Linked DNA regions of Homo sapiens: regions 2, 3, 4 and 5 are each linked to region 1. Evidence: chromatin loops called from intact Hi-C (ENCODE). Cell type or tissue: dorsolateral prefrontal cortex. All regions are shown on one strand.

Evidence for each region. Hi-C counts contacts between places; a loop is a spot of excess contacts. Peaks named below come from ENCODE experiments on the same cell type or tissue, not always from the same donor. Only the 100,000 strongest peaks of a DNase experiment are listed, where the experiment ranks them.
Region 2: it touches region 1 in a loop (4-fold over the local background); 15 of 110 quality-filtered maps call a loop at or near these places.
Region 3: a loop joins it to region 1, with 7 times the contacts of the local background. A loop is called at or near these places in 14 of 110 quality-filtered maps.
Region 4: it touches region 1 in a loop (3-fold over the local background); 24 of 110 quality-filtered maps call a loop at or near these places.
Region 5: it touches region 1 in a loop (4-fold over the local background); 87 of 110 quality-filtered maps call a loop at or near these places.

Annotation. Positions count from the first base shown.
Region 1 is chr3:75,427,610-75,432,609 of GRCh38, forward strand. It overlaps the pseudogene FAM86DP. Among named protein-coding and RNA genes, the nearest start is that of LINC02018, 5.2 kb to the right of the region's middle. In dorsolateral prefrontal cortex, CTCF peaks have their summits at 2,188 (motif pointing left) and 2,393; DNase peaks (open chromatin) are centred at 2,172 and 3,694; H3K27ac peaks cover 2,948 bases.
Region 2 is chr3:75,256,611-75,261,610 of GRCh38, forward strand. No RefSeq gene overlaps it. Among named protein-coding and RNA genes, the nearest start is that of MIR4444-2, 45 kb to the left of the region's middle. In dorsolateral prefrontal cortex, a CTCF peak has its summit at 2,386 (motif pointing right); no DNase peak of the experiment used is centred here.
Region 3 is chr3:75,641,053-75,646,052 of GRCh38, forward strand. No RefSeq gene overlaps it. Among named protein-coding and RNA genes, the nearest start is that of MIR1324, 13 kb to the left of the region's middle. In dorsolateral prefrontal cortex, CTCF peaks have their summits at 105, 2,118 (motif pointing left) and 2,317; DNase peaks (open chromatin) are centred at 109 and 2,479; H3K4me3 peaks cover 2,128 bases; H3K27ac peaks cover 2,164 bases.
Region 4 is chr3:75,189,344-75,194,343 of GRCh38, forward strand. No RefSeq gene overlaps it. Among named protein-coding and RNA genes, the nearest start is that of MIR4444-2, 23 kb to the right of the region's middle. In dorsolateral prefrontal cortex, a CTCF peak has its summit at 2,884 (motif pointing right); a DNase peak (open chromatin) is centred at 2,922.
Region 5 is chr3:75,291,952-75,296,951 of GRCh38, forward strand. No RefSeq gene overlaps it. Among named protein-coding and RNA genes, the nearest start is that of MIR4444-2, 80 kb to the left of the region's middle. In dorsolateral prefrontal cortex, a CTCF peak has its summit at 2,416 (motif pointing right); a DNase peak (open chromatin) is centred at 2,360.

The sequences.
Region 1 (5,000 bases):
TGAAGATGAATGCCCGGGGGCGGTACATCTTGCAGATGGCCAGGCCTGTGAGGCCGGCACCACTGCCAAGCTCTAGGACAGTCCTGGTGGGAGGAAAGGGGACCGTGTCTTCAACTGCACCAGGGTAAGCCTGCCTCAGTGCCCTGCCCTGTGCCACAAGGTCACCTGTTAGTGAAGGCTGCTGGGTTCTCGATGGCCCATTCTGCAAGGTAGAGGGTGGCATCCCATGTGACCAGGCCTGTGGTACCATGGGAGATGATGGCTGTGCTCTCGGAGAGTGTGACTGAGCCTCCCGAGGGCTGCACCAAGAGAGGGCGAGAGAGTAAGTCCAGCGATCAGAAGGCAAGTGGCTTAGAAGACAAGTAGCCATCCACCATATGTCTGAATAAACCATGACAGGACCAATCGCCACTCAGCAATGAGAAGCAGCTAACTGTTGACATACCAACAGCTTGCACAGACCTCAAGGGTGTCACATAGCATGAAAGACACTCAGGCCACACTGGAGTCCATTCATCGAACATTGCTGAGACAACAGAATTCTGGTGATGGAGCACAGGTCAGTGGTGGCCAGGGGCCAGGTGTGGCTATGAAGGGATGGCTGCCTTGTGATGATTCAATATGCTATGTTTTTCCTTTGTGGTTTTCTGTATCTATGTTTTATTTTTTTTTTTTTTGAGCTCTGTCACCCGGGCTGGAGTCAGTGGCACGATCTTGGCTCACTGCAACCTCTGCCTCCTGGGTTCAAGCAATTCTCCTGCCTCAGCCGCCCAAGTAGCTGTGACTACAGTTGTGTGCCACCATGTCCGGCTAATTTTTGTACTTTTTTTTGAGACAGAGATTCGCTCTCGTTGCCGAGGCCGGAGTGCAATAGCACGATCTCAGCTCACTACAACCTCCACCTCCCAGGTTCAAGAGATTCTCCTGCCTCAGCCTCCTGAGCAGCTGGGATTACAGGCGCCCAGTACCACACCCCACTAATTTTTGTATTTTTAGTAAAGATGGAGTTTCACCATGTTGGCCAAGCTGGTCTCAAACTCCTGACTTCAGGTGATCCCCCTGCCTCAGCCTCCCTATGTGCTGGGATTATAGGCATGAGCCACCACGCCTGGCCTAATTTTTGTATTTTTAGTAGAGATAGGGTTTCACCATATTGGCCAGGCTGGTCTCGAACTCCTGACCTCAGATCCACCCGCCTTGGCCTCCCAAAGTGCTGGGATTACAGGCATGAGCCACCATGTCCAGCCCTGTCAAGTATTCTTTGAGGACTGGGCACCAGGTCCTTGTGAAGCAGGTAGTGTGTGTCACCTATTGGACAAATGCCCAACAACCCCACGAGACATGCTGTTGTTGTTGAAGTGCTTGATTTACAGACAGGGAAACTGAGGCTAAAGAAGGTTAATGGACTTCATGTCTAAGACTGCAGAATGGGTGAGTCAGAATTTGAACCCACACCCACATTTTCACTTTGTCTGTGCAGGAAGTGTATCTGGGCTGTGAGGGGGAGGAGGGTGCCCTTCTCATACCAGCAAATAACTCCGGTGGCCCTGGGTGGACTCCTTGGCCATCAGGGTCTCTGCCAGTGCCTCATACAGCTCGTCCAAAGCCTCCATGTGGACAGCCTCGTGCTGGGGGCAGACAGAGTGAGAGCTTGTTTGCTTTTGTTCTAATCTGTAAAAATGGCCAGATGATTTTCACCAAGTTTGGAGGGGAGATTTGGGATGGAATGGTGTAACACCGGCCAGCTGGCATATAAAATATTCACTTCGTTGGGCATGGTGGTGTGTGCCGAATAGTTCCAGCTACTCTAGAGGCTGACATGGGAGGACTGCTTGAGCCCAGGAGTTCCAGGACAGCCTGGGCAACAGAGATCTTGTCTCTAAAAAAAAATAATTCCACTTGGTAGGGAAACATGAACGGGAGGGCCTTCAACAAGAGGTGTTGAGAGGGTAGGGTTAGATGTAGTCTAGGGCAGGAGACAAGGATTCCGTGAGAGCTGCCACCTGACCACGACAGAGAGCTCTGTGTTTGGATCAAACACAGAGAGGAGGAAAACAAAAGGTGCTTTTAAGTGAGCCCAGACAGAACTGTGAGGGCGGCCCATGCTGCAGGCTGTGGCTGTCAGCAGGCTGCTTCTCCACAGCTGGCCCCGTCCTATGATTCATAGGGCAGCAGAAGGGTACACTAGGTGACTGCTGCCCTCTCCTGGTGGCACAGGGCAGAACTGCTGGTGACCACAGATGCACCCTTTTGGGGAGGACTAGGGAGAAAGCAGGTATTGGAGAAGCAGGGGATTGTTTATTTGCTAAAAGTGTGGCCCTTTCATTCAGCAAGTCTGCTTCTGCCTACTGAGGAATGGCCTCTCGACATCCCCATGTCAAACCCTGCATATTCAGGCCCATCTTTAAAATCCATCCTAGGCCAGGTGAGGTGGCTCATGCCTGTAATCCCAGCATTTTGGGAGGCCAAGGCAGGCGGATCACCTGAGGTCAGGAGTCCGAGACCAGCCTGGCCAACATGGTGAAACTCTGTCTCTACTAAAAATACAAAAATTAGCCGGGCATGGTGGCGTGTGCCTGTAGTCCCAGCTTCTTAGAAGGCTAGACATGAGCATTGCTTGAACCCAGGAGGCAGAGGTTTCAGGGAGCTGAGATTGTGCCACGGTAATCCAGCCTGGGCAACACAGTGAGACTGTTTCAAAAAAGTAAATAAATAAGTAAAAAATAAAATCCATCCTATATCAGTCAGGAAAGAGCTCATTCCAGCAGGATCAAAGCAGAGAATTCACCAGAGGAACTAGTTCCAAAGGTATGGCAAGAGCTAAATCTTCCAAAAGGGGCCCGTGGGGCAACCCAGAGACGGACAAGAGCAGGAAACTCCAAACCCTTCAGCGGGCAGGACAGAGGGTGTGGGTGAGGGTTCCAGTGCTGTGGGCTGGACCAGCCTGGTAGGAATGAGAATTCATATGCTAGGAGCTGGCGCCCCAGAGAAGCAGCTGCTGTGGAAACCCCAGGAGGCAGAGTGAGGGAGAGACGCTGGCCTCCCCTTCTTCCTGCCCTGCACTGTCTCCCATGGGTCACACTCAGATGCAGCCAGTTGCCTGGGGAGGCCCCTGCCATGCTGGGGTTTGCAAAGAAGGCCCAGGGCCTGGGAAGGATGGGGTCTCCAGCACGCAGGTGGCTATGCTGTCCGGCTACTGGGCGGACACTGCCCATAACTGACCTTTTTGATGAGTTCTGAGAGAAAGCACCGGGCTTTCTTGACTGACGGCGGGTGCTTCACACACACACAGGATGCTTCACAGTCTACGGCAAAGGACAGAACGTTGGTTGCTCGAGAGCCCATCTTAAGTCTCCTATGAGCTTCAAGCCAACACAGCAGAGGGCAAACTCCAGGCTACCCGATCCCTCAGCAAAGATGTACATGGACACGGCGTTCTGGCCCCACGCATCTGAAGTTTGTCTTAAGATATAAGCCGTTTTCTAAAGATGCTTCCACTGCAGTGGCACAGGCTATGGCAGCATTTCTAATGCCCATTCTGAGCAGGAACACAGGGCATGTGGGCCCAAACCACCTCCCTCCCAGGGGAGCCAGTGTGAACCAGGGTTTGCTGTAAGGACAGTCGCCAACTGTCTGGCTTTATGGAAGAGGCGGGAAGGCCCACTCAGCAACTGCTCTCTTGGAGCGTGTGTCCCTGGGGACAGGATGGAGGGGAGGGAACGCTCAGGGTGACACTCCCACTAAAGCCGAGAGAAGCCAAGTGCAGGATGAGCAAGTTCCAGGCAGTGGGAACAGCCTGTGCAAGCTCTGAGGTGGGCACGGGCTGGCCCTTGGAAAGGAGGGCAGAGGGACTGGTGTAGCAGGAGTGGGGATGGTGGGAAATCAGGAGCCTGGAGGGAGAGGGAGGAGACAGTCCGCAGCTCCTGCTGGCTGGGTGGGATGCAGATTCTGCCCAAGGGCAGCAAAGTACCCCACACAATACACTGGCTCTTCATGCTGGTGTTGGTTTTTCATTTTTTCTGACACAGAGTCTCGCTCTGTTGCCCAGGCTGGAGTGCAGTGGCCCGATCTTGGCTCACCGCAGCCTCCGCCTCCTGGGTTCAGCGATTCTCCTGCCTCAGCCTCCCGAGTAGCTGGGACTATAGGCGTGCACCACCACGCCCAGCTAATTTTTTTATTTTTAGTAGAGATGGGTTTTTACCATGTTGGCTAGGCTGGTGTTGAACTCCTGACCTTAGGTGATCCGTCCACCTCAGCCTCCCAGAGTCCTGGGATTACAGGTGTGAGCCAGTGCACCCAGCCTTGTGCTGGGTTTTAAAGCAGCTCTCCCAACATTTCATGCTTCACCACCTATGAGAGTGAGGCTTAGGGTGAAACTCAGAGCAGGGTGTGAGATAACTTCAGGTATCTCCATGATCGAAGCCCTGACCTACTGTATTGCCCCGAAAGTCTTCCCTGCTGTGTCTGCATCTTTTCCATGTGGATAATCTTGGTTCACCTCTAGCACAGGAATTCTTCACCGGGGCTCCTAGGATGGGCTGGGTGGGTGGGGGTGGAGGATGTCTGTCTCCCCTGAGTTTGTATGGAAAACATATTCTTCTGGTGTACTTCTTTCTGGGAGGGAGTCTATTGCTTTGTCTTTTCAGAAGGGCTCATGGCCCTTCGAAGGTGAAGACCCAGGATGCAGGGTGATCTGCACTTGGCCCTCAAGGCCAAGGTCAGCCTCTAGCTGGGCCGGGTGGTGATCCTGGCTCTCACCTGCATGCAGATGCACTTGAGTCCAAACCCCACCCTGGGCAAAGCAAGGGCCCATTTAGGTCTAGAAGAGACAGGAGTGGGCAGGACAGGCCTCATGAATGCAAAAAAGAAAGTCTCTGAGCATCTACCAAATGCTAGAAGCTGTTTTGTACCTGTCATCTCTGTTTTTGCTGTGGATGGTTTAAAAAACATTCGCTAGATTTCACCCCTCTTGCAGATTTTTGTATATTCTGATGTCTTTG
Region 2 (5,000 bases), 170 kb before region 1:
AAGTTATAGCCCTTGGAAGGCTAAAAGTCTTTTCTCTTATGTCTTGCCATTTTTCTACAAATTTATTATTATTTGCTAACGTACTATATATGCACAAGTTCTTTTTCTTTTTTTTTTATTTTTTTATTTTTCCTGAGACAAGGTCTTGCTCTGTCACCCAGGCTGCAATGCAGTGATGTGATCATAGTTTACTGCAGCCTCCAACTCCTGGCCCAAGGGATCCTCTAGCCTCAGCCTCCCAAGTAGCTAAGACTACAGGTGCACACCACCACACCTAGCTAATTTTGTACTTTTTGTAGAGATGTGGTCTTGCTATGCTGCCCAGTCTGGTATGCTCAAGTTTAATCACCCCTTTGAGTCACTTGTCACTGAGGTTTCTCCCAAGTGATGTGCACTGCACATATTAATAAACTCTTTGTTTTTCTCATATTAATCTGTCTTTTGTGAGTTTAGTTTACAATGAACATAAGATAGTGTCTTATTCTATTCGGGCTTTTATAACAAATTACCGTAGACCCAATATTTATTTCTCACAATCCTGGAGGCTGGAAGTCTTAGATCAGAGTGCCAGCATAGTTAGGGTCTGGTAAGAGTCCTCTTCCAGTTTGCACAGTTGGCATCTCCTTGTATCCTCACATAATGTAAAAAGAACAAGCTAGCTGTCCAGCCTGCTCTTGTAAGGGCACTAGTCCCATTCATGACAGTTCCACTCTCATGACCTAATTACTTCCCAAAGGCCACAACCTCTAAACGCCATTATATTGGGATTCAAGTTTCAATATGAATTTTGGGGGAACACAAACATTCAGTCCATTGCAGATGGGTAAAGGGAAAAGATTTTTCCTTCCCTACATACTCCATTTGTTATCTATTCTGAGGCTTGAGAATTTCCTACAAAACTGGTATGTTTAGATAGAGAAAGAGAAATTTTGCTAAATGATGCCTGTAAAGCTTAGCAGTTAGAAGTTTATATATCTAAAATCCTAATAAGCCTATGTTGGATGATACCTTATAAATCCTCCCTTCTTTCATTTTGAGGGAAGGAGCTGAGTCTTAGAGAGGTTGAGCCACATGTTCAAGAGTTTAACAAGTAATGGGGTCAGTAGAAGCCGTGTCTTTCTAACTCTAAAGATAATGGCAGCCTGTGTAAGACAGAGACTCTTAGGTTTTGTGTTGTCTCCTCTCTATGCTTCTTCCCTCTACCTCAAGACCTCTCCTACCAGAGCCTGTCTAAAGCCATGAATAGATGGAGCTTTTTCTATTGCTGCTGCAACAAATTACCACAAATTTAGTGTCAAGTAATACATATTTTATGTTATAGTTCTGGAGGTCAGAGTCCAAAATAGATTACTAGGCTAAAATGAAAGTATCTGTAGGGCTGCAGTCCTTCTGGGAGCTGTAAGGAAGAAACCATTCTGTGGCTTTTTCTAGCTTTTAGAGGTCATCCACATTCCTTGGCTCATGGCTCCCTTCCTCCATCTTCAAAACCAGCAAGGTTTGGCTGAATACTTTTGAGGCTGCCGTCTTTCCAATTCTCTTGCTTCTGTCTCCTCCTGCACTTTTGAAGAGATGACATTAGGTCCACCTTGAAAGTCTGGGATAATCTTCCTATTTTAATGTCAGCTGGGTAGCACCTTTAACTGTCGTTTGCTATACAACCTAACATATTCACTGTTTCTGGGGATTAGCTATGGACATCTTTGGGAGACCATTATTCTGCCTGCACTAGAGAGAGATAGAGAGAGAGAGAGAGAAATTCCTCTCTCAGCATATGGTTGGGGAGTTGATATATTAATGTATAAGTGAGAAATTAAAAAAAAACTGCTGGTAAATAAGACAGTATAGGACAATTAATTGATTAGATTCAGGTTATAGTCATTGGAATAGAGAGAAGGCACAGATCTAAGTGCACTGGATATATCCAAGAAAGTTACATCTATCTGGGTAATAAAGACTGCATAGCTATTGGATGAGGCAGGAAGGGACCGCAGTGAAGTGAGGAGCAGTTAGGAAAGAAGGCATCATGCGTACAGCATAGGGATGGAACCAACTCTAATGAGTTAGGTCATGTTGATAAATAGCAAGAAAACTGTGGATAGGAAGGGTAAGATGAAATTCTGTTTACTCTTAAAGCTAGACAGGGAATTCTTATGGAAGGATAAGTTTTAAAAATCCAAGTAAATGGTACATGAATTCTCCTTGGCTTCAGAGCACATGGACAATGATTAATTGCAGCAATATCATATGAAATCACCATTCTGTAGGTCAAAAATTGTCAAATATCTGCAATTTCTTATGAATCACCTTAAAAGAAGTGTAGAGGCTCAATATTACTCTAGAAATAGGGAGGGAGATTCAATGATCAGAAAGTTGTTCTTTAAAATCACCACAAGAGGGTGGTAAAGAATTATGCTTTATATCTGCACACCTGCAGAATATTGGTCTTTCCACACACAAAAATAATTATTTAAATGTATGTAAGATGGAGCTTTGGAGATGTTTTTGTTTCTAATTTGCTGTTGTTAATCATATTTAAAATAGCATAATTTGGCATCCACAAAGTATATTGGCTGCTAGCTGGACGTCTTCAATGCAGAGAACACCAGTTATATGCACATATCTCAATCTTCCATATGTGTATGAATGCGCTTAAAATGCAACAGATTCATACATATATTATAAGCACCTCGTCACTGTCAAACTTCTAATCTATGATGATGAATTAAATAGAATTTTAAATGGAGAAATCTGTATTTTAAATTCATTTCCCTATCTTGTTTATGAAATGAAATATTGAAATGAATTTAGGGGAGTGGTCCTGTGGTTCATGTTCAAATGTTAGTCAGGCTACGGCTGTTTACCATTCTCAGTGACCTTGATTGAATTGCTCAACTCAGCTGGGAACTGAATTGTGTATTTAGAGGATTAAGCAGTGCTGCCTGACATTTTAGAGTTAGACACACCTACTATAACTTGCTTTGGCATTAACGCTGGGCTTCTCTTGAATTAAAATGGCAACCTCCATTCTGCAAGTGAAGGTCTCAGGGACTTGAAGATATGTTTACTCTATCCAATAACATGGGTATTGATTTCTGATTTCTTTTTTCATTTCCCTTCTTTATAACTTAAAATTCCCAACATTTTAGTAGAGATGTATTTAATCGGTAGTCTTTGATTATTATATGTGCACCTGTGTCTGCAAGTATATCTGTACGTGTGCCTGTGTGCATGTGTGCATGGATGTATATGAGTGTCTGCATGCCTGCCTTGTGATATGTGAGTGAATACTTATCCAATGTGTGTGCATCTCTGTGTTTGTTTTGTTGTGTGTTTTCCTATGTGCATTACATAAGTGTGTGAGGGTTGGGTGTCTGAGAGTCTGTGCATGTGTGTCTACAGGAAGTACATATGCACATATGGCACACGCATTGGCATACATTGTGTGATGTGCACTTGTGTACATACACGTTTGTGTGTGGGTGTGAGATACACATTGTGGTGCGTTCATGTGTGATGTGTGTGCACAGGCATGTGCAAGAGTGTGCTGGTGTGTGTGCATGCATGTGTGTGTTCCTAATGTGCATGTGTGTGTGTCTGCATGTGTATTCGAGATTTTGGTAGGCAAGTAGGGAGATCTCAAATTGAGTGTCTGTGTGTGCATATGTGTATATATGTGCCTGTTTGTATATATGTGTGTGTGTGTGTTGTGTGTGTGCATAAAGATAAAGAGCTAGATACATTGTCTTTAGAACCGTATTCACAGTTGAGCGCCTTTCTCTGAGCCAGGAGAAGGCAGTGTGCTCCTTGTACCCTCTCTGAGTTTAACAAGGGAAAGCTTTGAACTTTCAACTCTAGTGCTGGAGCTGCTACTCCTTTTGCCTTTCCCTCTTCCCCCATAACACGTCTATTTATGTATTGTGTGGGAGATATACCTAATGCTAGATGACGAGTTAGTGGGTGCAGTGCACCAGCATGGCACATGTATACATATGTAACTAACCTGCACAATGTGCACATGTACCCTAAAACTTAAAAGTATAATAATAAAAAAAAGAACCCATTTTAAACCCACCAACCTCCCCTTACTTTTCACTTACTCTGTGTAAAAGCTCTGTAGTCAAGATTAAGAGCACTTTAAGAGCATAGGTGATTCGTCAGGGTATGAGAACTATGATTCAGGTATTTATTTTCATCACTTCATACCTTTACTTTCTCTAGTATTTGACAGTTTGGGCTCTCGGGTAATATCATAAATGACTTTGAGTTTCTTTGGAGAAGAAAAGTGTAAAATAGACTTTGAAATGATCTTTTTATTAATGTGACCATTTCATTAGCCACGGCAGATTTCTTTTAAGAATATATTTTCAGTGAATCTTTTAAAGTTCATTTTATGCCTGCCTTTATTTAAACTCGATATTCTTTGGCAAAAATGCCGGAGTAGACTTTGCAAGTCCTGTTTTCTTGGAAACAGATGATTTCTCACCTTTGAGGTTTGTCTTGAGAATGTGTTCTCTGATCTTCTTAGAGTTTAGTGCATAATCAGTTTTTCTTCTTTTTTTCCTGGCTCAGCAAATTTTCCAAGCTAGCTTTTTCTAGTTTTGGAGTATTTGGAAAAGAGCAGTGACTTTCTAGTCAGGGAGGCTCAAGGTCACATCTGGAGCCAACCACATGTCAAGTTTAATCTCCTGGCCTTTACAACTATTAATATTTACTCATGATGTCTTCTGGACATCTACAAAATTTTAGTCCACACTGTACAATTAGGAAACAAATTATATACTTCTTTTTTAATCTATTTTTTTTAACAGGAGTGGCTTTGGTTTCTTTTTTTAATGTATTCCTTCTTACTGTTATATAGTAGGCTTGCCATAAATTTCTACTGTTAGTCCTTGATATTTTATGAATAAAAAATTTTAAAAGCTGATAGTTTCTCAGATAATTTATAGTTGAAACATGTTAATGCCATCGATTTGCTGCATAAGAACCAGAACACCTCACCA
Region 3 (5,000 bases), 210 kb after region 1:
ACAGATAACTATAACAAACCTCTTTGGTCACAGGGCTGCAGCACTGCAATCCCAGCATGCACCAGGCTCAGGGAGAGTGCGCTAATCACTGGAGGAAGGGACGAGGTTCCGCGCATCTCGCTGGTCTTGCTGGGAGATGCAGTCTCATAAACACTCCCAGCCCTTTGGTCACAGGGCTGCAGCACTACAATCCTAGAATGCACCGGGCTCCGGGAAAGTGCGCGTCACTGGAGGACGAGGCAGGGCTGTGCGCGCCTCCCTAGGATTGTTGGAAGATGCACTCTCATAAACACTCCCAACCCTTGGGTCAAAGGGCTACAGGACTACAATCCCAGCATGCACCAGGCTCCAGGGCGAGGGGCAACCCTGGAAGAAGGGGCAGAGTGGTACCCGCCCCACCTAATATGCTGGGAGCTGTAGTCCGTTAACTACTCTCAGCCTGTTTGTCGGTAAGCTTCAGAGCTATAATCCCAGCATGTACCAGGATCCGGGGTCCATAGCCCTGGAGGGAGGGGCAGAGCGGTGTGGACTTCCCGGTGTCCGAAGCGCTGCTGAGTTCTGATGCTCTGCCGACTCTTTGCAAGGAGAGTGAGTACAGAGGTGCACCTGGAGGGCAGGTCTGGGCTGAGCATTGAGGAGGGTATTACCCTACGAAGATACCTTACCTTTTCCCAAATCGGGCGGGTTGTCCTCACCTGCTTGGCCCTATCCTTCTCAGGTTCCTCTTTCAGTTGCACCCAGGGTTCTTTCCAGAGCAGTACATCTTTTGCAGCCCAGGGCGCTGCCTTCTTTCCCAAACTGCGTGAAAAATTTCCTGATGTCCAAGACACTGTCCATAGTGCCGCAGCCCTCTTTTTTCTCTAGCCAGAGCACGCACTCAATCGTTTTTGAGAGAAATCTTCCACCTGGCCTGCTTGTGAGCAGCTTCAGAGCTCTGCAGGGGTGACAAGGGCTGTGGCTTCCTGGAAAGGTCACTTTCAATGGCGCCTTTTTCACGAATGTGAAAGTCTAGGCATCAGAAAGGTTAATTATTGGGTTGCATAAAATCTGCTAAGAGCAAAGGAAAAACCCCATTTCCGAGGCGTGAGTCTTGTGAGCCATTTTCATCAACCCATTTAAGTGGACCAGCTCCAAAATGCAACCTGAAGCTACTATTTAGGCATTTTACACTTGAAATCATTGGTCTCATCTCAAGTCAGGCCTGGCTTGCCAGTGGCTCAGAGCCACAAATGGGACCTGATACCTCAGGAACAGATAGTGTTCCAGCTTTACGGGAGCAACTTTTAAGATGTGGAGCACTTGGGGTCATTTGAAACCCGCTATCTTCAGTAGGGACTTTTACTTCTACAGAGCATGTGCATTTTGATTTTATCTGTCCTCAAGCTGACCTTTGTTCATTTTAATAGTAAAAAACACATTCCTGGGTGGAGATTTAAGATGCTAGTGAGGCATGCAATGTATGCACAAATATGTACAGCTACTGCACATGTGTACCCAGAAGACCAGTCAGAACATGCTTACTATAACACTTCTTTCCACCTTCTTATGAAATAATCATGCAAAACTCCCATAAAGAGGGTTTCTCCAGCAATAATTAATGCTGTCTCACTTTTATGAGCAGGCTGCCCTGGAATCTCTTTCTCAGACTGTACCGTCTATTCTGCACTTAATTTTCAAAATATTCTCTTTTTTTTTTGCAATAAATTATGCTGTACTTCTTTTGCTGTGTGTCTCTTGTTTAAATTCTTTTAAACTAAGAAGATAAGAACCAAGGTATTACATCAGCCATCAACATTTCTGGTGCCATGACCTGGGGAGAGGTTTGTCTGCTTCATTAATTTCAGTTTCCCTTTACTTGCAGTGAATACTATGGCAGTTCCAGACTACCTGGTTAACTATCGCTGCTTGTTCCAGCGCTGTTTCAGTAAAGTTCTGGGGGAAACGTTGTTAAGTCACCTGCATTCTTTAGAGAGAGAATATATGTCCGCTCTCCTTTTCGCTGCTGCTTCTGTAGCATCGATAAATACGCTAACCACATGGGTTGCCCTCAACATTTCATATTTGGGCTATTTGCCGCTTAGTTTCACATCTTTCTGGCCACAGTTTGGACTCAGCTTATCGTTTGCTGTCCGTTCAGCAATACTCGATCGCCACCTAGTGGCTATTGTAATTTATTTTCTGGTCAGGTTTTCTGTTTACAAAATTTTTGTTTTGTTTTGAGCAGCACATTAAGAGAACCCTGTCCCTTCAGGCTTTATGCATTTCCCAGCTCCTTGAAATTGTTCTTCAGCAGGCTTTCTTTGCTGAACAAAAGATGCACAGTCATATAGATGCCCAGTCGTAGGGATTGCATCTGAGCATTCCAGGTGTTGTAATTGGGCGTCACAAATGGCAAACCAGTGAATTAGGGCAAGGCTTGTCAGCCAGACATCTGCCCCCCAGCCCGCAGTGGGGGTCATCTCGGTAGGGCTGGAGATGTCCACCGCTGGGGGGAGCTAGGACGGTGTATGGCAAATGCCTATGACCTCCTAGAGCTTCAGTTAATGGGGTTTCGAGGGGATGCGCTGGACCCCTTGATGTTTTCACTTGGCTCATGAGGATGCCCACAACCTCCTGGACTTCAGTAAATGTTCTGTCATTGCAGGATTCTCTCGGCACCGTGGGAGCCGCTTCCTCTACTGTCACTGAAACACCCCTGGGATGTATATCTAAAAATTAGAACAGCTTTTGGCTAAATGAACTTAGAAAAAAGAAAACCTTATCTTCTTTTGTAACACTATTTAGCCTGCCTACAGATTAGCTGACAAAACATGGCTGGAGAATGAGACTGTGAACTTTAACTCCATCCTACAGCTAGATCTTTTCTGTAGTAATCAGGGAAAATGGTCTGAAGTATCCTATGTGCAAGCCTTTCTGGCCTGACAACAAAATCCAGCTCTATGCAGCACCTGTGGGCTAAAGCCTAGTAAGCCAGAAAGCCCCTCAGAACAATGGGAAGATCATCTCTTATTAAGGGGAAGGGACCCCAGACCCCACAGCCCAACACCAGCTCCAGACAGGGGCCCTCAAGGGTCCACACCTCTTTTAGAATCCCCAGCATCCCCACACTATCAGAGTCTTCTGTAGAATCTAAGCTTGTTTCACCTCCTCCTTATGCTCCTTTCCATCGGCCTTTGCCAGGTACAATAGAGACCAGCACAGCTGCAGTTACTCACAGTGGGACTTCACACCATCCAGGGCCAGAGAAATTGCTCCCCTTACAGAAAGTCCCAAATGGAGAGAGGACCATCAGAGTGCTTGTTCTACTCTCAATAAATGATCTAATCCAATATAAGCAACAACTCTGATGGCCCTCAGACAACTTCAGCGTATTTACTGAAGGCTTCCAGGCTCTAACTTTGACCACCATTCAACTGTACCATCCACAAATGGACCGAATGACTGCTGCCAACTTAGCTGCACAAAATTTTGCTTATTAGCAAAAAATAGAAAATACTTAAAACGTTTGTTGCTTTCACCATTTTAATGCAAAATACTTTTGCAGCATAAATGTCACCATAAGGTGGAGCCTTGGGAATCCAGTATAAACTATCTCAGAAAACCTCAATGGGTCCGCAACAAGCAGCAGAGGGCCTCAATAGACTTCAACAATGTCTGGACTCCATGGACACTGTAGTCCGACAAAAGCAAAGAGCCTGGGATCTTCTCCCAGCCGGGCAAAGAGGAACATGTTTATATCTAAAAGAAGAATGCTGTTTTTGAGATCAATCAGCCCGGTTTAGTCCAAGAAAATATTAATAATATCATCACCCAGGCAGACAAAATTGAATCTCTAGGAACTTCCATGGGACCATGAAAGCAATGTCTATTACCTGCCTTACTCTCTTTAATAGTAACAGCCATTACTATACTTTCAGCTTTTACTTTTGTTCCAATTTTGTTTAAAATGTTAACTGATTTCTTGCTCTCTTGCTTACGGCAACTCCATGTTTGCATGAAGGTTTTGCAAGGCTTTCAACATTTGGCTGTCAACATCTTGCCCACTGGTTCCACGAATTACATGGTTTACACCCGGTTAGATCACACAGGAAGAAACTTTAGGGCCCAGACTAGGCAGAAATAACACCCACTCAGCAGGAAACAGCTCCAGAAAAAGTGACCTAGCCCCTCAACCTCCAATATGATTATGACCCTAAGATCTCTTAGGGGGAAACTGAGGCAGAATAGATCAGAATAGATAGTCAAGAAAATGACCATGATCTCGGGATACAGAAATGTGGGGAAAAGAAAGAGAGATCAGACTGTTACTGTGTCTATGTAGAAAGAAGTAGACATAAGAGACTCCATTTTGCTCTGTACTAAGAAAAATTCTTCTGCCTTGAGATGCTGTTAATCTGTAACCCTAGCCCCAACCCTGTGCTCACAGAGACTTGTGCTGTGTCAACTCAAGGTTTAATGGATTTAGGGCTATGCAGAATGTGCTTTGTTAAAAAGGTGCTTGAAGGCAGTATGCTTGTTAAAATTCATCACCACTCTCTAATCTCAAGTACCCAGGGACACAATACACTGTGGAAGGCCACAGGGACCTGTGCCTAGGAAAGCCAGGTATTGTCCAAGGTTTCTCCCCATGTGATAGTCTGAAATACGGCCTCCTGGGAAGGTAAAGACTTGACCATCCCCCAGCCCGACACCCATAAAGGGTATGTGCTGAGGAGGATTAGTAAAAGAGGAAGGCCTATTTGCAGTTGAGATAAGAGGAAGGCATCTGTCTCCTGCTCATCCTTGGGCAATGGAATATCTCGCTGTAAAACCCGATTGTATGTTCTATTTACTGAGATAGGAGAAAACTGCCTTAGGGCTGGAGTTGAGACATGCTGGTGGCAATACTGTTTTTAATGGATGGAGATGTTTGTATACATGCACATCAAGGCACAGCAACTTTTCTAACCTTGTTTATGACACAGAGACATTTGTTCACATGTTTTCCTGCTGACCCTCTC
Region 4 (5,000 bases), 240 kb before region 1:
TTTAAATTAATATTTTATACCTCTATTATGTAAAGGAATTCATTTCTTGGGTTCATTAAGATTTAATATTTATATCATTTTAGAGTAACTTTTTTTCTAAATTAAGTGACGTAATACTAACTAAGATTTTCAAAAGACAATAAAATGGGTAAATTCTTAGTTCAGATAATGTTTTCTCTTCTGCTTTTGTAATTTTCATGAATTTACGTATTATGTGCTAATTGAGGGCAAGCTATTAATCAAAAGAGGTTGAGCCTCTTTAAAAAAGAAAGAAAAGGAATTCTCTCGCTATGGTGTCATGCAAATCTGGTGTAAAATATTCATTTAAGCAAAAACAATGTAATGGCATAGTAAGGTCTCCACTCCACCTCCAAGACTAACATTAAAGAAAAGTGACTCAAAGGAATTAACAAATTGTTGAGCTTATCTTTAGCAGAGGGGCAATGATGGAAACTAAATTAGAGAGGAAAATATTGAGTAGTGAGGAATATAAACCACATATTTGAGACATGGAAGGACAAATAGAAGAAGGAGACATAGTAAAGGAGATGGTGAGGTGCTGAGATAAATGAAAAGCTTTGATGGGGATAGACAAATCTGTGTGTTTTTGCAAAAAAGAAGTAAGAGGACTGAAAAAGACATTGCAGATTTTCCAGAAAATTCAGGTTAACAAGAATAGATTGGTTAGCCCTAGAAAGAAATGATATTTTGCTCACCTTGAGTCAGTTTGACTGGAGGAATAAGGGGGTCTGTATTAGTCTGTTCTCACACTGCTATAAAGAAATACCTGAGACTGGACAATTTATAAAGAAAAGAAGTTTTATTGGCTTATGGTTCCACAGGCTGTACAGGAAGTATGATTCTGGCATCTGCTCGGCTTCTGGGGAGGCCTCAGGAAATGTACAATCACGGCAAAAGGCGAAGGGGAAGCACATACATCACATGGCCAGAGTAGGAGCAAGAGAGAGAGGCAGAAGATGCTGCACTTTTAAACAACTAGATCTCACGAGAACTCACTCACTGTGGTGAGGACAGTATCACAGGCTGCACCTTCAACATTGGGGATTACAATTTGGCATGAGATTTGGGTGGGGATCCAAACCGTTCAGGGTCCCTGTCTCAGAGGTCATGAAATTCAGCTAAGTTCTGTGCTTTCCAGGCCACCTGTCTAGAGGCTTTGGACAGGCTGCTTAAAAAACTTGAGAACCCTGAGTACCATCTCTCCAAGACTAGTTCAAGAACAAGCCCACTGACGACTTCAACATCATTTGTCATCTCTCAACTTGCACATTGCCAACAATATTCTGATCCTAGAAGTGACAAAAATATTGTGGCTAACACTTTTTTATGCCTTCTGCTCTAAAGATTCTCCTCTCATTGTCCTCCTGGGAAGATACTGTAATTGATATGTAAACAATGTGGAAGGAAATGTATTTCTAGAATGACCTTGTTTTCTAGAAAGCCAACATTGCTACTTTGCCAAATTTCTCCTATATGAAAGGTAAAGACAAAATTGTCTCAAGGGATTGTGAGAAACAGCAAGTACTTCAAAAGAATGTTACAATTAAAAAAAAAAAAATGAAGGACGCCGCCTTGAGTCAGCTTTGGAAAATATGCTAAAAGCACTTTCTTCAAGTAGTACAAAAATGGTTGGTTTGTGAGACTGTTTCAATGGGATTTCAGTTTTAATACTGACTAAATCTTTTAGTGCAGAATTGGAAGAGAAAATGTCCTCGCATTAATCTACCACAGTAAGTGCCTTTTATTTAGGTAAAGGAGAGCTGAATGATTAGATGACAACATAAATACCAGCAGTGATAGCCAAAAAATATAGATACCTTCAACAACCCCAGGGGCAAGTGACCTACTGTTTAATATAGAGGACTCCAAAGAATGTTTATTTCTGTCATCTAATGTCACACAATTAAAATCTTACTGATGAAATACTCAACAGCGAATTTTATTAATAATTGAGTTTTTTTCAAAAAACCCTTAGGATTTAATTTTGATTCTCAGAACTTTATTTTATGATGATGATATTTGTTTTAATCTCATACTTGGTTCAATACTGATTTTATTATTTGCCCTTTTGGTATTTGGCAAACTGTGTATTTAGTGTGGTTTTAATGTTTTTCCATAGTTCTCGGGAGTTCAGGGAAAGGCCTCACTTTTTCAGCAGTATAAACAGCTTATTTCCCTAACCAATCCATTCATGTAGACAAGTGCAATTAAAAATTCCTTGTGATCCATTATTTTGGAGTGGGGAAGGGCTGCAGTACTAAGCCCCAGTTCTTCTCAGATTCTCCTTATCTATCTCCAAGATTTCAAAACAGGATACTATCATTTTTCCACCTCATATCACTATGGATGGGAAACACTTAAATATTTACAGCCTCATTTGACCACTGATATTTAATGAACCAATTTTGTTTTTGTCTTCCCCAATTCCAGAATCCAAGTTCAAGGGGAAAAGTCAAGGACTAGAATCACAGGTCATAGCATCATTCAGTTAAGCAGGGTAAGCAGAGTTCCAGCTATTCTCTGGGGCTGTCTTTTTTCACATATTTTCTCTGTTCTTTGTTTAGCCTTTTCCTGTGGATTGCTCCCTCAGATGTGGGGGCTCACTCCTAATTGGCATATTCACATTCAAGTGTAACAAGTTAGAAGTGGGGACCTAATTTTTCTTGGTTCCACTGCTTGATTTGGCTAAATGAGGCTATCTTCGGTAACATTAAAATAAAATAAATATCTAGTAATGAATCTGACATTTTATCCTCATCCTCGTGTCACTTATTTATTTATTGCCTCTCAGCTCCAAATCCATCTTTTTGCCTGCTCTGTGAAATGGATCTGAGCCCTTTATTTTTCTTTGCCAACTGACACAATGTTAAGGCTTGTCAGTAGAGGGCGCCAGAGAGACACAGCAGGATTTTGTTTCCTGATATTGGTGATGGTTCACCAGCTTCTGCAGCACTTGTAGCTTCTTTGGTGCCCCCCAACTATGATGCGTGGTGGTAAGCGGCATCCACCAGCCCCTCTGTCTCTGCTTCTAGTGGGTTTATACTGGAGTGTCTCCAATGAGACTCATTCCTGAGAACAGATTTCACTGCCAACCTAGTGGAAGAATGTCTGGCAAATTCCAGAAGAAGGCAGGTTTCAGCAAGTTCTGCCAGCCCCTCTTTCATTCAGTGAGCCACAGCTCTCTCTCCCGCAGGTCTGGATCCCAGCCGTGTGTGGCGAGTGGTGGGGTAGGGGAGCTGCTTTCCTGTGGCTGCTCTATCTCAGCCCAAGGGTTGGCAGCTGCTCCTTCTATCTGCTACCCTTATATTGTTGAGCGTTATTTTCACTTCCTAGTAGCCAGTCCCTTATTACTTAAATTTCTCATTTAGTAAATAATTCTTGTCCAAATTACTCTTTCTCTTTACCTTTGAATCCACACCGATGCAATCTTCTAGTCAAACACTGTTTTCTAAACCTAATGACCTTAAAACTAAATTCCCTCTGTTTGAGGAAAGAACTGAAATTGTATTTTCCACTGCTCTCATGCCACACTCAACAACAGCAACTAACACAGACAGAAGACTTCTGGGACCAAATGTGTGTTGGGGGGGTTTTGCCCCACCACCAAGCAAGCAATTCATTCTGCAGCAGACACCAGTTGGGTCCTACAATTTCATCTTGACACTCTCTACCTGGAGATAGCATCAGATCCCACGGGTTGAGGGCTCAGTCCCACAAGACTGCCCCCCTTCAGAAACTAGTCACAGGTTTGGCCTCCAGAACTTCTGACCAACCAGCTTCAAGTTGGGGTTCCCACGACAGGCTCTCTGGTTAATTTGCTGGAGTGGCTCACAGAATTCAGGGAAACACCTATGTTTACCAGTTTATTATAAAGAATATTACAAAGGAAACAGATGAAGGGATGCATAGAGCAAGCTATGGGGGAAGGAACATGGAGTTTCCCAGCCCTCTCTGGGTATGCCACCCTCCAGGAACCGCCATGTGTCTAATTATATGAAAGTTTCTGAGCCCTATCCTTTTAGGGCTTTTAGGGAGGACTTACTACCTAGGCATGATTGATTAAACCACTGGCTATTGGCCCCTTTCTTCCCAGAAGGTTGGGGACCCTGCCTTTGTCTTTCTGGTGACCAGTCCCCATCTCAAAGCTGAGGGGCTGCTGGCCATCCATCCATCATTGGCATACAAAAAGATATCACTTTGGAGATTCCAAGGATTTCAGGAGTTGTGTGCCAAGAAACAGGGATGAAGACCCTGTAGATATTTCACAATATCAAGCCCTCTTTTCTCGTCTGCCTGAAAGAATGACATATTTACTTTTATGCACCACATTCATGAGAACAATTGCTACTGGGGAGGGAAGAGGAAAAAAATGGAAGCAAAATGGAAAAGTTCTGTTTACCTTTTATATTTTAATTATTTTATTAATAAGTACTTGCAACAATACTTCTGCAACTGCTAATGAAAACCAATTACAACAAAATTACTCTTCCACTTTAAATAACTACAAAACTGGAAAGAGATATACGAAACACTGATTTTAGGTGCCAGACTACAGCCAGCGCGTGACTATGGTGATTGAAAGAAGAAAATCAAATGAGATATGACTGACCCAGCTTATTGCCTGGAGGAAATTATTCAAGCCACAGTGTAGGGAGGGGAACAAATTCTGGCAATCTTATTTGGCTGAGAGGAGAGAGAGCTGAGTTTGGATAAGAAAAATCTGCACAGGGAGAGAGAGCTCTGGGGATTTGCACACAGAGTCCCCTTGAGTTTTTGGCTGGAAACTAATCTGTGTATGAGTAGGATGACATTTCCCCAAACCGAGGAAAGAACAACTGGAAAACCTTAGGCTGAACAATTCACAAAGCTCACAAAGGGCTGGGAATATTTGCATTTCCACCAGTCAAAACAGAAAGACCTTGTAATAGACAGAAAAATTGATAAAGTTTTCTAAAGGGATACACCTTAGTAGCAAGGCA
Region 5 (5,000 bases), 140 kb before region 1:
ATTGTGCTAAGTGAAATAAGTCAGTCACAATAGCACAAATACTGTGTGATTCTATTTACATGAAGTACCAGAATTGTCAAATGTATAGAGACAGAAAGTAAAATGGTCATTGCCAGGGGCTGAGGAGTTAGTGTTTTACTGGATGCAGTTTCATGGGGTAGATAAAAAAGTTCTGGAGGTAGATGGTGGTGATGATTACACAACAATGTGACTGTACTTAATGCCACTGAAGTGTACATTTAAAAATGGTTAAAATGGTACATTTTATGTTATGTGTATTTTGGCACAATGAAAACAGCTATAAAAGGCATTCTTGAAACAACTAGGGATATCTGATATTCTGGAATTATTATTACTTTTCTTAGGTGTAATAAAAGTATTGCGGTTATATACATTATATAAAAACAGGATAATGTCCTTATTCTTAGGAGACACCTTCTGAACTATTTGGGGATAAAGTGCTCTGTAATATCTGCTCTGTGAAGACAGACCTTAGGGAGGCTTTTCCTCTTTATTATACTTCAGGCACCATACTTGGGTACCATACTCATCACATGACCCAGCAATTGCCTGGACTTTGCAGGCTCCAGATGGTCTTCCCACATGTTAACCCTCACAACAACCCCAAAGATAGGTCTTATAGGTCCCTATTTAGTAGGTAAGGAAACTAAAGTTCCAATGTTTTCCCAGGATCACTTGGTGGTACATCCCCGCAGGCCAACTGGAACTTGAAGCAAGCGACACAAGCTGGAGACTCTTATTTTCTCTACATGGACTGAAGTTTCAGTAAAGACTCAGTTAACACAGTAGATTTTTCCAAGACTTTGGGGTTTGAAAGGTCACTGGGACAGGCCAGAAAAGAGGAAGCAGAAAACATATCAATTCTTAGAGTGTGATATGTGAGATTCTTCCAAATGATCTGTGGTCTGGGTCTATTGCCCACAGAAGGTTGATGGCATCCTGGATAAGATCAGGTCTTCTAAAGCAGACTCGGGGTTGGAATTTTTGCTCCATCACTTACCAGCCATGCTACTTGGGGTAAATTACTTAAACAATCCGAACCTTAGCTTCCTCATCTGTAAAACAGAAATAATAATAATATTTCTCATGGGGCTGCTGTGAGGATAAAATTAGATAATGTACCCAAAGCTCTTCACACAGAAAAGCCTCCCCTGCTGGATCTCTCATGTACCCCCTGGATTTTCTAGCAGAGTGTGGCTTCTCCAAAACCTTCTCAAACAGCTGTTGAGAATCAATGTTTGTAATGAGAAATATTGCGAATGAGGAGCCAGAAAAAGTCTGACAGCCTTTGCAGCAGGGGGATGAGAAGGAGGTGGTTGTGTGTGTCCTCAGCTCAGTGGTAGGTACTGGGCATGTGGTAGGAATGAGAAAGTAAAAGTAGCTATTATTATTAGGATAGTATCTATAACTTTTATTTTTTTGCATAAATTAACAATTTAACAAAAACCAGACATCATTTTTGTTGGTGCTTTACTAGAAACATTGCTGTTTTCTAATGACTTCTGGTAGTATTTCATTATTATTTTTTCTTTTTGGTTTTATTTTGTGTAAAAGGACTAAGTGAGATGGGTCTTTGCAATTTTTTTCTTTCCAATTGACTAGCTAGTCAATGCTCCTTTGGACCCCTGCCCACCCCCCTGAAAAAAAGGAAAAAGAACAAATTGAGAACTTATGAAACCACAACCCAGAAACCTGAATGTTTTTCATTTTAACTTTTCTTGGAAAAAATTGATGAAAAGTCTGTGCTGTGGTTTTAAATGGCATTGGGATGCCTATCTCCTGTCCCTACTCCCAAGACCCTAAATGTGATTTATATATCCCTATTTTAAGCTAGTGCAGATTTATGAGACTTTAAACACCATGGATGGAGTTACTGGAGGTTTAAAGGGATTAAGCAGGTCCAACAACACCTGGAGGTGTATAAGTTGTTTAAAAGATTTATCAGCATTTCCATGTTAAAATTCACTTCTCAAGGTTTCTCATATCGTGGATCTAAATCTATTTTGGGCAGAGGAGTAAATTTTTAGGATGTCTCATAAATGGAGAAAAAAACCATCCCTCTATCGCTTCTTGCTTTGTTTTCTGGGCTGTGCCTCTGCCCCCTCACCTCTCTATCTTGCATGTCTAGCTAGTTCTGTCTCTGGGGTTTCCCTTCTCTCTGTTTCTGTCCTCTCTCAAGCAGTTGATCTCTTAGTGTTCCTCTGTGTTCACAAACTCAGCATCTGACCCATGAACCTAACAACAGCCAGAGAGAGCCAGAAGCTTTCTTGCCTGCCTTTGGCTCCTCGTGGTCCAGGGAGGGCTGCGGTGGGTGGGAATGCCTTATGACACAGGGTGACTAGTCTCTGTGTTTACACCAGGGGGAGCAATGACTCCGTGGCTGAGAGGGGCTGGCTAGAGTCTGGAGTTTCCAAGTGTCCATTCAAAGCAAAATACACAATTCCTAGGCAGTTAAATTTAGAAGACTCTGTATTGAACACACTTGAAAATAGGTTCAGGGCACAACATGGGCACACACGCTTTGTCATATTCTACAAATACTGGGGAGAGCCAACATTCTTCTCATTGCCAATAATTATGCTCATCAGCCTCCATGTCTTGCCTCTCATGTTTCTTCCACATCCCAGTTCTGCCTACCCTGACCAATCAGTGTGGATGTAGGGAACATGAACACATTTTAATATCATCCTGAACCAGACATCACTGGGAAGGAAATTGGAGAAACTAAAACCCTAGAAAAGACAAATCTAATCTACAGTGACAGAAAGCAGACTGCTGGTTGCTTGGGGCCAAGGTAGGGGCAGATCGGCTGAGATGGCACAAGAAAACTTTTTGTGATGTTGAAAGTATGCTATGCCTTGATTGTGGTGATGGTCACACAGGTATATAAAGTTGTAAACACTCACTAAAATCTACGGTGAAAATGGGCATAAACTATACCTTGGTTTTTAAATGTCTCTGTTGTACATTCATGCCAGCCTTTACCTCCATTAGCACAGACAATAGGAAGTTGTGTGTGAATCTTAGAATGCTCCCCAATCCAGGGATGGTTGTTCAACCAGCCTATGCCATGTATCCATAGAGGGCACGGATAATCCAAACCAGCAGATAAAACACCTAATTAGTTCTAATTGACTCTGGACTTATTCTGTGCATTTGCATTCCCTGAGTACAACCTGACTGATAGGAGCAGGGAGAGTAGGCAGCCAAGAAATGCGGCAGGGGACGCCAGATTAAACAATTACAAGGGAGGGACAATGAAAGGGTGACTGACCACGCAGATGATAAAGAATTGTTGACTTTGTCATGAGAACCGCATATTGCTCAAAGCAATTGGTGAAGTGGAGCAGATGTGCATTAGAAACGAAACCAACCACCTGGAATGGTCATGGTCTCTGGATAACAGGAGCTTCATCAACTCCGTCTTTTCCACATCTCTACAATTTTGATATTACTTAAGTCAGGCACACTGCTCTATTCATTCTGACATCCGAATATCCATTTTAAAGTGGGCTAGGCTCACCCAGAGGATGATACAACTAGATTAAGAAATGAAGTGAAGGTTTAGAACATTGGATTTTTGTCCGTTTGTGTGACCTTCTGGAAAATCACTTGTTTCATTTATTTGTTCCTTTATTCCCTTATTCAATAAAATTATTGAGTACCTATTATAAATGAGGCTGTTTGCAAGACATTGGTGATATATTGCTATAGGTGTCGTTTTCCTCATTTGTAAATGCTCATACTGGGATCCCTGGACTCTCCTGACCACGTGCTAATGGTGGGTAGTGATGAGGTCAGGCTCTGAGACCTTCAGTGGTGCGCCTAAATGTTGAGGTTGCCTCAATGCAAAAGATAAGACTCTCCAACTTCATTGGTCTGTATCTTTTTAAAGGGTGGCTCCAGATCACTGAAAGCATCTTTGCCATGAAAATTCCAAGGAAATGAAATTAAGCATGTTAGTTTTATTTGTTGAAAATTTGCCCTTTAAAAACCTCCTGAGACCATTTTAAAATTAATTTCTTATTGCTTCAAAGCACAAACTCACATTTAGGTATGAACTAACATTTGATCTAGTGCAAGGCAGTAAACTAGGGTTTTTGTCAGGCCTTTCTCCCTGATTTGCAGTGTTCCCTGGCACACCCACCCCCTCACTAAGCAAAATTTAGAAGTCAACAGACACAAAATTCCTTCTCCCTTGAAATCTTCTTCACACTTACTTTCAAGCATCCAAGATATACAAGCTCTTTCAAGCACACAAGGTCTGTTCCCTTCCAGGTCATCAAGTCAACTCTCAGAAAAGAGTCTGATAGAGTGAGATTCAATTTCTACTCTGTCCATTTATAATGTGTGACCCATGGAAAGTTCCCTAGCTTCTTTGCCCTGTAGTTTATTCATCTGGTAGTGGGGATAACAATATCTACTTTGAGTTGTTGTCCACTTTAAATAAAATAATGGATATAAAAATACCCAGCCAATAGTAGAAAATCAATGGTGGTTGTTATGAAAGCCTAGCAGAGGTGAAGGCTGGAGATTAGAGAGAAAAGTCTGCCATAGAGTGAGAAGTACTCCATGAGGAACCAGGACCTTCAGTCTTTGTTGAGTAGGTGGCTCCTATGGAAGGATAGGATCTTCAGACTGTTAAGCTCAGAAGTATGTATTATCTATCTGGGAGGACTGGCATTCTAAAAGGGGAAATAGGTCATCCATATGCCAAAAATGGGAGGGCCTGGCACCCAGCTATAGGAAGAATGAATATGGAAGAATGATGAAGAAAAAGTAATCTCCAGACAGCTGTGGTGGCCATATCAGCAGATGCCACCATCAGATTACCTCCACATTCCCCCAGGAAAAGTTGACATTTCCTGGTCCTTTCCAAAGAAGGCACAGTCCCACCAACAGGTCAAAATTGGTATCACAAAGAGGGCTGAGAACCTGAAGATGGAGCATGCCTGCTGATCCAAAAACAACAGATAACT